2 separate regions of the Homo sapiens genome follow, and region 2 is linked to region 1. A link is a loop called in an ENCODE intact Hi-C map of the cell type or tissue named here. Cell type or tissue: PC-3. All regions are shown on one strand.

Region 1 (8,000 bases):
TCAAATTCTAAACAATATAGAAATATATAATGTTAAAAGTTAAAGTACACTGCAATGTTATATTCTGGATAAACTGCTATAAATAGATATATTTCCCTTCATTTTTCCCTCTATTTAAAAATGTTTATTATTAACGTGGTTGTTAATAACTACTGGGGTAATCCTATGCAACTTTCAACTTGGTTTTTATTTTTAACTCAATAATATACCTTGAAAATGTTTTTATGACCATACATGCACATCATTCTCATTTTGTTTTTTTTACTGGCTGTATAGTAATGCATTGAATAGATATAGTTTTTTTGGTTTTTTTTTTTGTTTTTTTTTGAGATGGAGTCTTGCTCTGTCACCCAGGCTGGAGTGCAGTGGTGCAATGTCAGCTCACTGCAACCTCTCCCTCCCAGGTTCGAGCAATTCTCCTGCCTCAGCCTCCTGAGTAGCTAGGACTACAGGTGTGCATCACCATGTCTGGCTAATTCTTGTATTTTTAGGAGAGCCAGGGTTTGGCCAGGTTGGTCTCAAACTCCTGACCTCAGGTGATCCACCTGCCTTGACCTCCCAAAGTGCTGGGATTACAGGCGTGAGCCACCATGCCTGGCCCTATAACATGGTTTATTTAAACAGCCTTTTGTTGGGAATTTGGATTGTTTTCCATTTTTCTATATTAAGAACAGTGCTTCAGAGAACATCCTTGAAAGTGTTATCATTGTACACTTGTGTTTTCTGTAGGAAAGGTTTGTGAGTCACTGTTATGAAAATGTTAAATTTCTTTTATTTACATTTCCTCTAGTAGTGTCCCTTCATTTTTAGTTATATGAACATATTCTTTCTTTCTGAATGCACAAGACTGAAGACAGAAATTATTAATAGATGACCAGCCACTGAAATAAGAGGTCATAACAGCAAAAGGTGCTGAGCTTTTAGGTAAGGTTCACCTCATTTCCTCACATTTCAGGTTCTTTTTGGTTTTAATGTTTTCCCCAAGAGAAGATAGTAATTGGTAACAGCTATAAAAATACTCTGCAGCTGTTGGTTGAGCTGCTAATTAGCTTTTATGGAGCATAGTGTTTTTTTTTTTTTAACATTTTCCTAAGAACATTATTTTAGGACATGCCATTAAGGAGTTCAGAAAATCCACTAGGTTTTGCAGAATGCAGAGTGTATTTTAGCTCTTCTCCTTAAATTGTTAAAGTTTACCTCTGTTGAAATATTAGTCATGGGTCCATTTTAGGATCTTTTGGCTTGTAGAAAGTTCTAGGAACTGATTTCCCTCTGTGTGTGGAAAATGTGAAATAAGATACTTTGGCTAAATTTCATGACTCAGGCTCATTGAGGTGGGAACATTTCAGGAATTCCTGTGGCAAAGTTTTTACTGAATGTCTAAAAGAGTTGATTAATATTTTTATTTAGTCCAAGCTTTTTTTCATAACCATTTCATTAGAGGAGTGTGTCTTATTCCTCAAAATGAATATCTTCTATTTTGTTTGTGTTCATGGAACTTTTATTTGGATTCCATTCATTTTAGGTTGATTTTCTTTATAATATACTAGAATGAGTATAGAAAAATATGTTTACAAATGTAATTTCTATACACACATACATACCCCCTATATTTATATATGCACATATGTATTGTACACATTTGTGTATTTATGCCTAAGTATATAGTGATATAAGGAATGTTTTAAAAGTATGATCTTCTTCAGGTCATTTAATAGAAAACTTTGTACATCCTCAAAATAAGGATGATGTCTCCATATTTATTTATTAGAAAAAATGTTTCTTGATTTTCTTGGTATAAAAATTTTTCTTAATAAAATAAGAATTTCTTAGGACACGGGAAACTTATAGTTTGTATATATTCATATTTTGATCTTTTCTGTGGGAAAATACAACATGTCTAATGTATTATCCTTTTTTTTTTGAAGCAGGGTCTCACTCTGTCATCCAGGCTGGAGTGCACTAGTGCAATTTGGGCTCATTGCAGCCTCAGCTTCCTAGGCTCAAGCGAATCTCCCACCTCAGTCTCCTGAGTATCTGGGACTACAGGTGCATGCCACCATGCCTGGCTAATTTTTGTATTTTTTTGTAGAGACAAGGTTTTGGCATGTTGCTCAGGCTGGTCTTAAACTCCCCGGCCCAAGAGATTCCCCTGTCTTGGCCTCCCAAAGTGCTAGTGTTACCAGTGGAGGGTGTGCAGGTTCTTGGTGCTTTGAACAAAGAATTGGACTAAATGCACAAACAAAGCAAGGAAAGAATGAAGCAACAAAGGCAGAGATTTATTGAAAGCGAAAGCACACTTCACAGGGTGGGAGCAGGCCCGAGCAAGCAGCTCATGGGCCTGGTTTCAGAATTTTCTGGGGTTTCAATGCCCTCTAGAGGCTTCCCATTGGTTACTTGATATACACCCTATGTAAATGAAGTAGTGGCCCAAGATCTGTCTGATTGGTTGCAGAAAGCGACCAAGCACCAAGCAGAGGCTAAAGTGAAGTTACAGAGTTACACCCTATGCAAACATCTGATTGGTTGTGGAAAGTGACCAATCAGAGGCTGAAGTGAAGTTACAAAATTATATTTCTATGCAAAGGAAGACTTGGCTTGTGACCAGCCTGATTGGTTTTGGGAGGGGACCAATCCGAGGTACTTTCAGATTTTTATCTGTCATGCGGAACAAGGAGATGGGGGTTGCAAAGGGAATAGCCTCTGGTCCTTTTGTTACTTGGGTGTGGAAAGTTGGGGTTTTCCTTTTGATTTAGTTCTAGGAAGTCAGCATGAATCAGCCTTAGGTTCCCTGCCTCCAGACCCTGTTCTTCTGCCTCAGTAGGATTACAGGTGTGAACCACCACACCTGACCATGTATTAGTCTTGATTATTGCTTATTCTCTAACACTAAGTCACTATTTGATAAGTTGAATTTTTAAATCTCTCTAATTTGTGTATACTACAAAACATTTGTACTTTTGGCTTATTTTAAGCAAGATGTTGTAGTTTAACTGCTTGTAAAAAATCTGCCAGGCCCAATGGCTCATGCCTGTAATCCTGGGCATTTTGGCAGGCAGAGGTAGGAAGATTGCTTGAGGCCAGAAGTTTGACACCAGCCTGGGAGACATAGTGAGACCCGTCTTAACAGCAATAACAACAAAAAATTAGGCGGTATGGTGTCTCACCCCAGGAGTCCCAGCTACTTGGGAGGCTGAGGCAGGAGGATCACTTCAGCTCAGGAGTTTGAGGCTGCAGTGACACAGGATGATGTCACTGCATTCCAGCCTTGGTGACAGAGTAGGAACCTATCTCTAAAAAAAAAAAAAAAAAAAAAAACAAGAGAAACTCTGACAACATGAATTCATTGACTTTGATCTGTTTCAGGAAACACCAACTGACTTGATATTTACCTACTGATTAAACTTAATGGTTAATGTTAATTTCTTATCAGCTTGATTAAGTTTGACCTCTGAATTTTCTCCTTATACTTCTTCACAGTGTTTAGGACCTTGCATGTCCTATTTGAAAAGTACACCCTGGAGTTGCTATAGATAGTAAGAACCAGCTTGCAACAATTGGAGAGTGTTTTTTTTGTCCTTAAAGTAATTCTGCCTCTTGATTATGTCTTAGGATTGGTTTCACAGAGAAGTGGTCATTCCTTCACAGTGAATCACAAAATGAGTAGTTTTGACAGGATTTCCTGACTCAGTCTGGCTAACTCAACCTGCTGTTCTGAGTTTCTGTCAATATTGGCATGCCAGGAGCAAACTCTTGACTTGGTTGTCTTGGGTATACAGATAATTCCTAAATCCATACCCTCATTGCTGACCTTTGGACCATAGGCTTGTTTCTAACCAGTTCCTGCTGGATAGGTCTATGTTTAGATCCTGACATCAAAGTAAACCATAAGGAGTTGAGAGTAACTCTGCATCTTAATTGCCTACCAGAGCACCTTATATTGAATAGAATCCTATAAATGTTTGTTGTTAATGATCTGCCTCTTATTATTATATGGCCAATTATAATATTTTTCATTTTGTTTCTCTTTCCAGTTTTTCTTGCTCTAATCTATTTTCATTCCATAGTCAATTGATTTTCCAAACTATAGCTGTGCTCATGTCACCTATCATGGTCTCTGTTGCCTACTGGGTAATGACTCAACTCAAGGCGTGATGGTTAATTAATTTTATGTATCAACTTGCCTGGGCCACAGGGTGTCCAGGTATTTAGTTAAACATTCTGGGTATGTCTGTGAGAGGATTTCTGGATGAGATTAACATTAGAATTGGTAAACTCAGTAAAGCAGACTGCCCTCCCCAGTGTGGATGGGTCTTATTCAGTCTATTGAAGGCTTCAGTAGTACAAAAAGACTGAGTAAGGGAGAATTCACTCTCCTCTCTCTCTCTCTGTTTGACTGTTTTCAACCTGGGACATTGGTCTTCTCCTGCCTTCAGATTCAGACTCAAACTATAACTTATGTTATTGTCTCTCTTGGGTCTCCAGCTTGCTGACTGCAGATCTTGAGACTTCTTGGCCTCTATAATTGCGTAAGCCACTTCCTTATAATAAGTCTCTTTATAAACACACACATACATCTCCTACTGGTTCTGTTTCTCTGGAGAACCATTGGCTGATTCTCAGGGCATTTATGATCTGGTGCTCTGTGCAAATCCTTTGCTTTGACTGCCATGCTGGTCTGTTCCTCATTCTTTTTTTTTTTTTTTTTTTTTTTTTTTTTTTTTTATTATACTCTAAGTTTTAGGGTACATGTGCACATTGTGCAGGCTAGTTACATATGTATACATGTGCCATGCTGGTGCGCTGCACCCACTAATGTGTCATCTAGCATTAGGTATATCTCCCAATGCTATCCCTCCCCCCTCCCCCGACCCCACCACAGTCCCCAGAGTGTGATATTCCCCTTCCTGTGTCCATGTGATCTCATTGTTCAATTCCCACCTATGAGTGAGAATATGCGGTGTTTGGTTTTTTGTTCTTGCGATAGTTTACTGAGAATGATGGTTTCCAATTTCATCCATGTCCCTACAAAGGATATGAACTCATCATTTTTTATGGCTGCATAGTATTCCATGGTGTATATGTGCCACATTTTCTTAATCCAGTCTATCATTGTTGGACATTTGGGTTGGTTCCAAGTCTTTGCTATTGTGAATAGTGCCGCAATAAACATACGTGTGCATGTGTCTTTATAGCAGCATGATTTATAGTCCTTTGGGTATATACCCAGTAATGGGATGGCTGGGTCAAATGGTATTTCTAGTTCTAGATCCCTGAGGAATCGCCACACTGACTTCCACAATGGTTGAACTAGTTTACAGTCCCACCAACAGTGTAAAAGTGTTCCTATTTCTCCGCATCCTCTCCAGCACCTGTTGTTTCCTGACTTTTTAATGATTGCCATTCTAACTGGTGTGAGATGATATCTCATAGTGGTTTTGATTTGCATTTCTCTGATGGCCAGTGATGATGAGCATTTCTTCATGTGTTTTTTGGCTGCATAAATGTCTTCTTTTGAGAAGTGTCTGTTCCTCATTCTTGAACACACCCTACCTCTTCCTTTTTCCCCATCTTTGTTGAGACCAGTCCTTCCTCTTTCCAGTTATTTTAGTGATGTGCATTCTTCCAAGCCTAGTTCAGAGCTGTGTCCTCCATAAAATCTTTCTTGGCTGTCTTTTCCTGTAGTAGTTTCCTGGCACCTGAATCTCCATACTGAAATTTTAGGAATTTAGTCATTTGCTGCCATCCAGTGTTATCTTTTATACATTTGTCCTTCTTCCCAATTAGATTATAAACTCCTTTAGGACTGGAGCCTAACTCTGTATTTCCACATCCCTCCACTGTTCCTAGTGTTGCTTTTCTTTTGCTTAGTAGGTTGCCAGTGAGTGATTACTGATATTTTTAAAGCACTAAGATCAACCTAGGGAAGGAAAGGCAAATGAGGGGCTTGCATGCCTGCAGTGCCCCATCTTGAGCCCATGGCAGAAATGTCTAATTAATTCCCCACAGGACCCAGAGCTCTCTCAATGCAGTGCTCCGGAGAGGCCTTGCCAGTTGTTTGAGGTTGTTACTAGAAATGAAACTTTTATATCATCCTTAACCTAGAGCCAACTTTTCTAAGAAAAAAAATTGAGTCGCATTTAAAGTCCTCTTGAATTTGCCCTTTCCTAAGGGACTGATTTGCAACGATTTTTGCTGTCATCTGTTTTGCTTTGTCCCTTGTAGTTCCCTTTGTTCTGCCTCTGGCTAAGTCATTTTATATCTTTTTATATATTCTGTATAGCACATTTGGGTCAATAATTTTGAACAATGGTGAAGGAGATCAATATGGAAAATGAGCTGTGTGTTCCCAGGAAATTTGGATTTGTCAAATTTTACACAAATTTCATATAAGCACAGTGTGACTCTTCTTATTTTTCCTGCAATTGAATGTAATTTTTGAGGGACACCATTTGAAATCTGACCTCATTCTCCTCTTTGGCTAGTCTTCTAAGCTCAAAGTATTGCAAATCCTCTGTAGTTTTCATCCCCCTTACTCTGCTCTCCTGCACTTGTCTTTTAACATATTTTAGTTTACTTATGTCTTTTTAAAATTTAAAAAAATTTTTTCAGTGGTTCCCTGGTTGGTTAGTGTCTTTTGTTTATTAACTCTTTCCCCACATAAGAATGTAAAGCTTTGTGATATTTGGTAGTCTTGGCTATATATCCCAATACATAGACCAGTGCATGACATTCAATAAATATTTGTTGAATTGAGTTGGGGTTTGCTAACCTGGAACCCTTCCCTCCCCCGAATCTCTTTGTTAATTGAGGCTTCCTGTTGCATCCTCTGGGACCTCTCTTACTTTTTTCTTCTTGTTGCTGAAGACCCCTGTTTCTAGACCTAGCTAGTTCCTTCAAGCCATACAACTATCGCCTTCCTAGGTCTGTGCCTTTGTAATAGCCACACCAATAACAGAAGTGGCAGTTTCCTTGGCAGTTCATGGTTTGCAAAGCACTTTCACATATATGATCTAATTTGAGGTATTCTTGAGTCTTGACAGTGATGGTACTCTTTAGGGCTTGCCTTTTACCAAAGTATGCAAGTTAGCAAAATCTTGTTCTACTAGGGGATGCAACCATTTTTAATGATGTTCCAGGCCTATTTTTTCCTTGGCTGCACTGTTGTCAAATTATATATGAGGGGTATGCTGCTTTGACAAAGTCTTCTGGCCCACTAGGAACATTCATTAGAGTCCTCGAAGAGTACCTGTATGGTAATAAGATCCTCAAGTAAAGTGACAAAAATGGGAAAGAAAAAAAAAGAAGCAGTTGACCATTAACAAATATTTATGAGACATTAAAAAAATATATATATATATTAACTCTTTCCCCACATAAGAATGTAAAGCTTTGTGATATTTGATAATCTTGGCTATATATCCCAATACATAGACCAGTGCATGACATTCAATAAATATTTGTTGAATTGAGTTTGGGTTTGCCTCCTTTGAAAAAAAAAAATATATATATGCATTTTTTTAATGAGAGAGAGAGTCTTGCTCCATTGTCCAGGCTGGAGTGCAGTGGTGCAGTCTCAGCCCACTGCAACCTCCGTCTCCTGGGTTCACAGGATTCTTGTGCCTCAGCCTCCTTAGTAGCTGGGACTACAGGCACAAGCCACCACGTCCAGCTAATTTTAATATTTCTTTTTAGTAGAGACGGGGTTTTGCCATGTTGGCCAGGCTGGTCTCAAACTCCTGGCCTCAAGTGATTCGCCTGCCTCAGCCTCCCAAAGTGTTGGGATTACAGGTGTGAGCCACCGCGCCTGGCCAGAGACACTTTTCAGTGGAGGTACTTCACTAGATCCTGAAAAACTGGTTGCCCCAAAGTTAATTTGATAGCAGGAGCTCCATGTAGACCTGCCCAGCTGGAATTGGAGATACAAGCGTGGAATTGAGAAGGCTGGAATTGAGAAGGCTGATCTGAATGATGCTGATTGTGTAGAGATCAGAGCTGGT
Region 2 (8,000 bases), 190 kb after region 1:
CTCACTCAGGGATCCAAGTTGATAGAGCCTCCACTATTCGGAACTGATATCACTGGTCTCAAGGTGATGTCAGGGAGAAGAGAACCTTGTGAATGGCCCACTGGCTCTTGAAGCTTTTATCTGGAAGTAACACATATCATTTCTATTGACATTTCATTGTCTAAAGCAAAGCAAGTCACTAGGCCACATCTGACCTCAGGGCGAAGTGCAGTTCTGCCATTTTTTCAGAAGCAGAGAAGTCTAGAATATGATTATCAGCCCTAATGTTTGTCATATGTTATGTATTTAGTCAGGGCCCCAGAAGGAATAGATGGCATTCAGACTGGGTAGTGAGGGGAGCTTAGTAAGTGGACTGGTTACAACAGTGTGTTGTTTCAGTGATCTAGCACTGTATAATAAACTATTCTCAAACTTAGTGACTTAAAACAGCCATTGGTTATTAGTATAAATCATGATTCTCTGGTTCAGGAATGCAGTCAGAACATGGTGGGGACAGCTCATCACTGCTCTGCGATGTCTGGGGCCTCAGCAGGCTGGGGCCTGAACAGGTTGGGGCTGATTAGATCTCTCTCTCTCTCCTTCTTTCCCTCCTTCCACACAGCCTCTCCACAGGGCTGCTTGGGCATCTTCACAGCATGGCAGCCTCCGGTAATTGGATTCCTGTACTGATTGAACTCCAAGGACTCCGAGAGTGAGTGTGCCAAAGAGGCAAAAGATAGAAGCTGCTAGTCTCCTAAGGCTGGGGAACCTGGAAGAGTATCCCTTATGCCATATTTCATTGTTCATAGTCACACAGAGACCACTCAATTTCAAGGGAAGAGGACAAAGACCCCACCTCTTTATAGTAGCAGTATTAAAGAATTTGTGGCCATATTCTGGGCAGGTTTACCACAGTTGCCACCCCTAAGTCTGAATGTGCTGTAAAGGGTCAAAGAGACATATGTGGAGAGGCCCACCTGATAAGAGCCATGAACTTCAGTCATGGGTTACAACCTGCCTGAGGCAACCCTTCAGAGGGGAGTCAGGGGAATAAATAACTAAGTTTCCTTCTTCTTCCTTCCAGTCTCCTGCTGGAACCCCATTGGGTGAACCCAAGTGGAAAGCATATGGAAGGGAACCATGGGAAAAAGGTCCATACAGGTCTACTGGGGGGGCATAGGGCAAGGTGGAAAAGGTGGAGAGTAGATTTAGAGGGGCCGTTGGAAGCCATCAGCATGCTTATTTACCAGTATCAGCATCTTAGAGCAATAATTGGAAGGTAGATATGGTTCCTGTAGAGTGTGTTTGGGTTTAATGCATAAGTAAATTGCAGCTTAAAATTTTCTAGAAACACATTAGTGAATCTACTTTTTATAGCTTATAGTTACTGCCTCATTCTGTTTATTGATCCTTGTCCTCTGGAACCTAAAATCAGAGTTGGACTCCAATGTGACGGGTAGAAATGCTAACAACATACTAGATATGAATAAATGAAGGAATATCTGAAGCATAGGTAGCCATCACCAAATCAGGCTTATTATTACATGAATTTATACAGAGTCAGGGTGTGCAGTGGAAGAGCATTAGACTGTGAGTAAGAGATCTGGGTTCTAGTCCTGGCTCTTTTGTTTACTACTGCTGTGTGAACTTGTGCAAAGCTTCCAACCTCCTTGAGTCACATTTTATATTAGTCCATTTTCACGCTGCTGATAAAGACATACCTGAGACTGGGAAGAAAAAGAAGTTTAATGGACTCACAGTTTTACATGGGTGGGGAGGCCTCACAATCATGGTGGAAGGCAAGCAGGAGCAAGTTACATCTTACATGGATGGCGGCAGGCATAGAGAGAGAGCTTGTGCAGGGAAACTCCTATTTATAAAACCATCAGATCTCATGAGACTTATTCAATGTCACCAGAACAGCATGGGAAAGACCCGCCCCCATGATTCATTTACCTCCCACTGTGTCCTTCCCACGACATGTGGGAATTGTGGGAGCTACAATTCAAGATGAGATTTGGGCAAATCATATCACATTTCCATAGCTGTACAATGAGGATAGTAGACCTCCTCTTTCCTCCTTACAGGGTATGAAAATCAAATATAAGTGTGTTCTGAAAAATCATATACTGTTATATGCAAAGGTATTATCATAACTATTGCAGGACAGATTCTGCCATCTCATATGCAGTAAAAGGATAATATTGTTTGTTCAAAGACCATTTAGTCAGTGTGCACCAGGTGCAAAGTACTGCCAGACTCCATGGGGAAATGAAGGTGGCTGAAAAACTCTGTCATCTCCATGGAGTTTATAATCTGGGACCCAGGAGACTGACATGTTAATTTAAGCAAGAAAAACTAAGTGCTGTGACAGAGAAAGTAGCCAGGGCAGGTGGGGAGGGAGAGAGTGACATTGTGCCGAACCTTGAAGGTGAGCAGGTAGGGAGGGCGTGGAGGAGTGTGTTTGGATGAAAGTACGCCAGGAGAGCTGTGATGTCCAAAAGAGGTGAGGGACCACGAGGACTGAGAAAAGACCCTAATGTGATTTGTAAGGCAGGTGAACATTGATATCCATAGTAAGCAGTGCAGAGGGAGTCAGATAAGGGGCTCAGGAACCATCTGGTGGTGACAAAATAATGCCGCTTAGTGTGGACTGGCATTCTGGGTAGTGTGGTGATGAACAGAAGAAAACAGGCAGGGGATTCAAGAGAAGGGAAAGGTGTGGAGAAAAAGACAGACACAAGTGATTCAAGATTTAAGAGATAAGGGATTGTCCTGCTTTCTAGCTATAAAACCTTTCTACACTACCTAAAAGAGATGACTGCTTCTCCCTTAAGGACTATACCCAGCTTTTTCCTCACCAGGCTAATAAATGCACTTAGCATTTGCTTAAAAATATTGGGATTGTGGCCAGTCGCGGTGGCTCACGCCTGTAATCCCAGCACTTTGGGAGGCCAAGGTGGGTGGATCACGAGGTCGGGAGTTAGAGACCAGCCTGGCCAATATGGTGAAACCTTGTTTCTACTAAAAAATACAAAAAACTAGCCAGGTGTGGTGGCATGTGCCTGTAGTCCCAGCTACTCAGGAGGCTGAGGCAGGAGAATTGTTTGAACCTGGGAGGTGGAGGTTGCGGTGAGCCAAAATCGCACCACTGCACTCCAGCCTGGGCAACAGAGCGAGACTCCGTCTGAAAAAAAAAAAAAGAGAGATTGTAAAGAATCGCTTTATTAACAACCCCTGGGGCTTCTGACTCCCTGGACCCGGGTTTCCTCTTTTCCCCCTTTGATGCCACACTCTGAACTCTCTTAGTTCTCCTTAGGGTCTGTCTGCTCTGCTGACTGGATGTTGTCTTTCCCTAAATGTGGGCATGCCTCAGGGACTATTCCTGCACTGATTGACCCTCATGATTGCTATCCTTGCTCTGCACAGATGGCCTAAAAAGCTCTGGGGCTGAGTATTTGACCACTGGCTAGATCTCTTCATCTCAATGACCTGTTGCTTCCTCAAACTTAAAATGTCAGGAGGCAAACTCATAATGTCTTTCTCCCGAGGCTAGCTTAATTCATCCTCTGCATACCTTCTTTTTGTGAATAATATCACTTTTCCCACTTACCTGGCATAGAACTCTTAATCATCCTTGAATTTTTTCTCTTAATCTTCCCAAATATAGTGCCAACCTTTTCCTGCAAGGTTCTTGAGTCTGTTTTTTTGTTTCTTCTCCCAATAGTGTCACTCTGGGTCTTCATCTCCACATATCTTGACCAGGGTTAGTTTTCACTTATGGTCTCATTACTGCAACTTCTTTCTTCAGATTATCTCACACAAAACTGCTGGATTAAATTTTCTAAACACATCATCCTTCCTCTGAAACCTTAAGTGGCTCCACTTCCTACAATGTTCTTGGTCTACATGCTGTGTCACAGCCCTGACTCCGTACCATTCTCATTCTTGGTTCAAGGCCTCTCTCCTATACTCAGTCCGTTTTCTCTGCTTGGAACATTCTCTTCCTTCCTCCTCTGTGGTCAAGAGTTACTCTTTCTTCAAAGACCAGCCTAAATCCCACAGCCTCCTGCAGCTGTCCCTTACATTGGAGGTTCTAGTCTTCTCTGTTCCCTAGAGTTGGCAGCTCTCGGTGCCCATGTTATTCTGAGCACGTGCTCCTTTCTATTGTTAGGTGATTTTGCATTTGACCCTGCTTCCCTGCTCTTTCCTGAAACCCCTGGAAGGGCCTGCATCTGTGGTTCCCAAACAGTGCACCAAGGAGCCCTGGGGCTTTTCAATTAATTCACAGGGGTACTAGGAGATATTTTCAGTTTGTGAGGGAAACACAGTGACATCTGTTGGACACCACATGAACTAACAGCTCAAAATAATTTGCAGTTTTGGCATGAAATCATATTCATTACTTTCAATTTGGTCTTACCAATTTAAAAATGAATTTTTGGGCCGGGCATGGTGGCTCACGCCTGTAATCCCAGCACTTCGGGAGACTGAGGAGGGCACATCACCTGAGGTCAGAAGTTTGAGACCAGCTTGGCCAACACAGTGAAACCTTGTCTCTACTAAAGATACAAAAATTAGCTGGGCATGGTGGTGGGCGCCTGTAGACCCAGCTACTCAGGAGGCTGCAGCAGGAGAATTGCTTGAACCCAGGAGGCAGAGGTTGCAGTGAGCTGAGATCGCGCCACTGTACTCCAGCCTGGGTGACAGAGTGAGACTCCATCTCAAAAAAAAAAAATACTAATAATAATAATAAATAAATAAAAATGAGTTTTTGTTGGGTTCTGTGTTTAAGAACAAGTATCATACAAAAATTGATGTGAAACAGGAAATGAGGTTTGTAGCAGACAAAAACAAGTGAAGCAGTCTAATTGGTTTTGTCATTAGCTTGGGAAAATCTCCATCCAGATATGTTGTTTCAGGATCCTGGGCTGGTGGGAGACCCGTAGAGAGTTGGCAGTTGCAGCCAAAGATGGCTTCAGTGCTTGTCCTGGATCTGGCAGGATTAGAAAGAGGGGACTGTTAGGTTGTTTGGATGGGAAAAGGTTGTATAAGTAGCACCTCAGGCTCAGTCATATTATTTCTGTCAAATGTCTTGTGAACTAGGGTAGGGTAGTCTTTTGTTTAGTGGGTTGTTTTGCTCCTTTTTAAAAAGAGATTGTTACCAAATTATGGCAAAAGTTTGGGACTATCTCTGGTGGATAGAGGTAGAGACATCGAGGTGAATGTGCTGAAGTAAGAGGTAGATGGAAGGGAAGATAATTACATACCATCCCTTCTGCAGGCAGCTCACAGGCATTCGCAATGATAACTGTGACCACAAAGAAAGCCTGCACCTTTGGTTTATGCAAAGAGCAGCCAGCTGTGTTTCATTCAACAAATTATTCCATTCAAGAGCACTTGGAAAGACAGAAGCAAAAAGTCTACCAGAAAAACTGATTTTTCCACCATCTCTTCTGTGCTGAAACCATGCTTGAACAACATACATGGGTAGAATAATTTCAGCCATTTCCTTAAAGGCATGTGTGCTGGGTTCATATAAGCCGCCGTGGAGCCCATTTGTTTTACAAGCTTGTCTTCCAAACATGCACATACGTATTCATGATCTGCATCCTGCAAGCTCAATAATTCATGGCTTATTGACTTAGGTTGATGGATGGAAGTTTTTTGGGGACTAGAGAAGTAAAGATGGAAATTTTGAGAGGCTGAGAGCAGCCACACTTGTGAGTTGCCCACTTGCTGTAAGTGTGTATGTGGGCGGGCAGGCTGGAACTCCGGTAGAGCCCAGTTTGGCTCTTACTGGCTAGGCATATTTTGGACTTTTATGCCCAGTGAAAATAGTGACTGAAGATTTTAAGAGCAATTAAGTACCATCTTCAAATTATTATCACCATTATAAAATATTAACGGGCTATAATTGGGTGCTGAGTTTGCAGGAGGAATACACTGATCGCTTATGTCATAGTGAGGAGTGGGCAGGACAGCATGCTGTTCAACCATGATTTAATTTCATTTCTCCTGTCCGTTCTTCCTCATGCCTCTCTAGTCTGGGAGATAGTAGCGGGGGTTCTGGAGTAGGAGAAGGGTAGACACAAGTCCTCTTACTTGTTCTCTGGCAGACTTCCCGTTGGATTTTTGGATGCTTCAGCAGGTCTCTGCTCTTTGTCACTTGTCATCTGTGCCACTTCCTGAGGAAAAACGTCTTGAAGTTTTATGCCTGGTTTCCTATAATGCTGTGGAATTTCACTGATCATGTCATTCCTTTCAGTGGAAAATGGGAAGAAGGAATCAAAAGCATGGAATGTAAGATGCCACCTTGGCTTTGGAATTTTTAGATTTTGTTTTTTAAATTTGGTGGTTCTTTGCTAAATCTTTTGTAGCTTCCCTTGACTTAGTTGAGCCCCAAACGAGGCACCATCTCTGGGGTGAACCAAACTAAAAGATACAGAGGAATACTTTTTTTGATATCTGCATTTCATATTTCTACTTATATATTTCAATAATTTGCAGAAAACCCCACAAAACATTGTCAACCTTATTGACCCATGGTTTTTAATCACTGAAGGCTCCTGAACATTGTCTTGTTCTATTTTTGCTAGCTGCTTTTTCCTCTTCTTGTAATAATCTTGAGCTGTATTTGTTCATGTGGAACTTTGCCTGTTTCTTACCATGCTTGGAGTAAACCAGTGACTTAGATTGTATTCTCCACTGCGCTGAAAGCATACCTATGTGCCCACCTCAGCCCACAGACTGCTGGTCTGGTAAGAAGTTAGGGGGATTCCAACAATGTCCTGCAGAAATGAGGTGGTTCTTCTTAGAAGGTGCTGCTGTTGTCTCCACAGCTTTACAGGCAGGCGCTGGTTCCGGGACAGACAGGTATTCCATTTAGAGCCACCCAGCAGTTGGGGAAGTTGGGGATTCTTAAACTTGGCAGGAAAGCTCAATGCCCCTGGTACCATCTCACACTTACACCCTTATCAGATGCTGTCCGAGATCCAGTTGTAACCAAGGGAGCCATAATTAAGGAGCCTGGCTCAGCTGGGATAGGAGTGGTGGAGCCCAAGCAATCATTCTGTCTACTCAGTTCCCCTGGACTTAAACAGAAGAGTACCGTGGAAGCAGAGGGCCAGATGTAACCATCACTATAATCAGTCAGTAAACACAATTGAACGAGGTAATTAAAAGGCCCAGTCCTGTTGTGGGCCTGCAACTAGGTAACATGGAGTGACGGTAGCACTATTAAATCTGGATTGAAAAAATCATATTAAGCAGGCCAGTTTTAGACAGACTAAATTAATAATTTCTCTATCCAGTGACAGCCAGCTATTAAGTAGATCTAGAAAATTTTAGTGACAAGTGTAAGAGGCTTTGACTTGGGAATTCTTGATTAATTGAAAACTAAAAGTGTGTACCATCTAATATATTCAATTAATGCATTATATTCAACTGATACAATTTTGGGAAGCTGCCTAGCTTGACAGTTCAAGAAATGGGTTTTGAGTTAGCAAGACCTTGGTTTGAGTCTAGTTCTTTGCTACTTTATGTGCCTGTGGCAGGTATTCTCATTGGTGTATATGTATAATCTAGGGATAATAATACCTACCTTATCGGGCTTTTGTAAAGACTAAGTAAGATTATGCATTTAAAGTGCTTATCATTGTCTCTGGCACTTAGTGCTAAATACATACTACCTATTATTACTTATTTAAGTAACCAGCTGAATCTCTAAAGTGAGACATCCTTCACATGACACTGTGTGTTACTAGCCAATAAATTTTATACCATTTTTGGTCACTATAGTGTTTTGATTTTAGATAATATGCTTGTTGCTCCTTAACATACTTTTACATTATTTCACAGCCAGCATCACTTTTGATTTTCTTTTTCTTTTTTCTTTTCTTTTTCTTTCTTCTTCTTTTTTTTTTTTTTTTTTTTTTTTTGAGATGGCGTCTCACTCTGTTCCCCAGGCTGAAGTGCAGGGGCATGATCTCGGTTCACTGCAACCTCTGCCTCCCAGATTC

What was found. A loop is a pair of places that touch in the nucleus more often than their neighbours do. Peaks named below come from ENCODE experiments on the same cell type or tissue, not always from the same donor. Only the 100,000 strongest peaks of a DNase experiment are listed, where the experiment ranks them.
Region 2: a loop joins it to region 1, with 4 times the contacts of the local background. A loop is called at or near these places in 6 of 110 quality-filtered maps.

The regions. Positions count from the first base shown.
Region 1 is chr4:151,414,878-151,422,877 of GRCh38, forward strand. The region is part of intron 1 of FHIP1A (FHF complex subunit HOOK interacting protein 1A); the gene reads left to right. Among named protein-coding and RNA genes, the nearest start is that of FHIP1A, 9.7 kb to the left of the region's middle. In PC-3, no CTCF peak of the experiment used is centred here; DNase peaks (open chromatin) are centred at 1,304 and 3,714; H3K4me3 peaks cover 473 bases; H3K27ac peaks cover 3,701 bases.
Region 2 is chr4:151,600,144-151,608,143 of GRCh38, forward strand. The region is part of intron 7 of FHIP1A (FHF complex subunit HOOK interacting protein 1A); the gene reads left to right. Among named protein-coding and RNA genes, the nearest start is that of GATB, 160 kb to the right of the region's middle. In PC-3, a CTCF peak has its summit at 4,303 (motif pointing left); no DNase peak of the experiment used is centred here.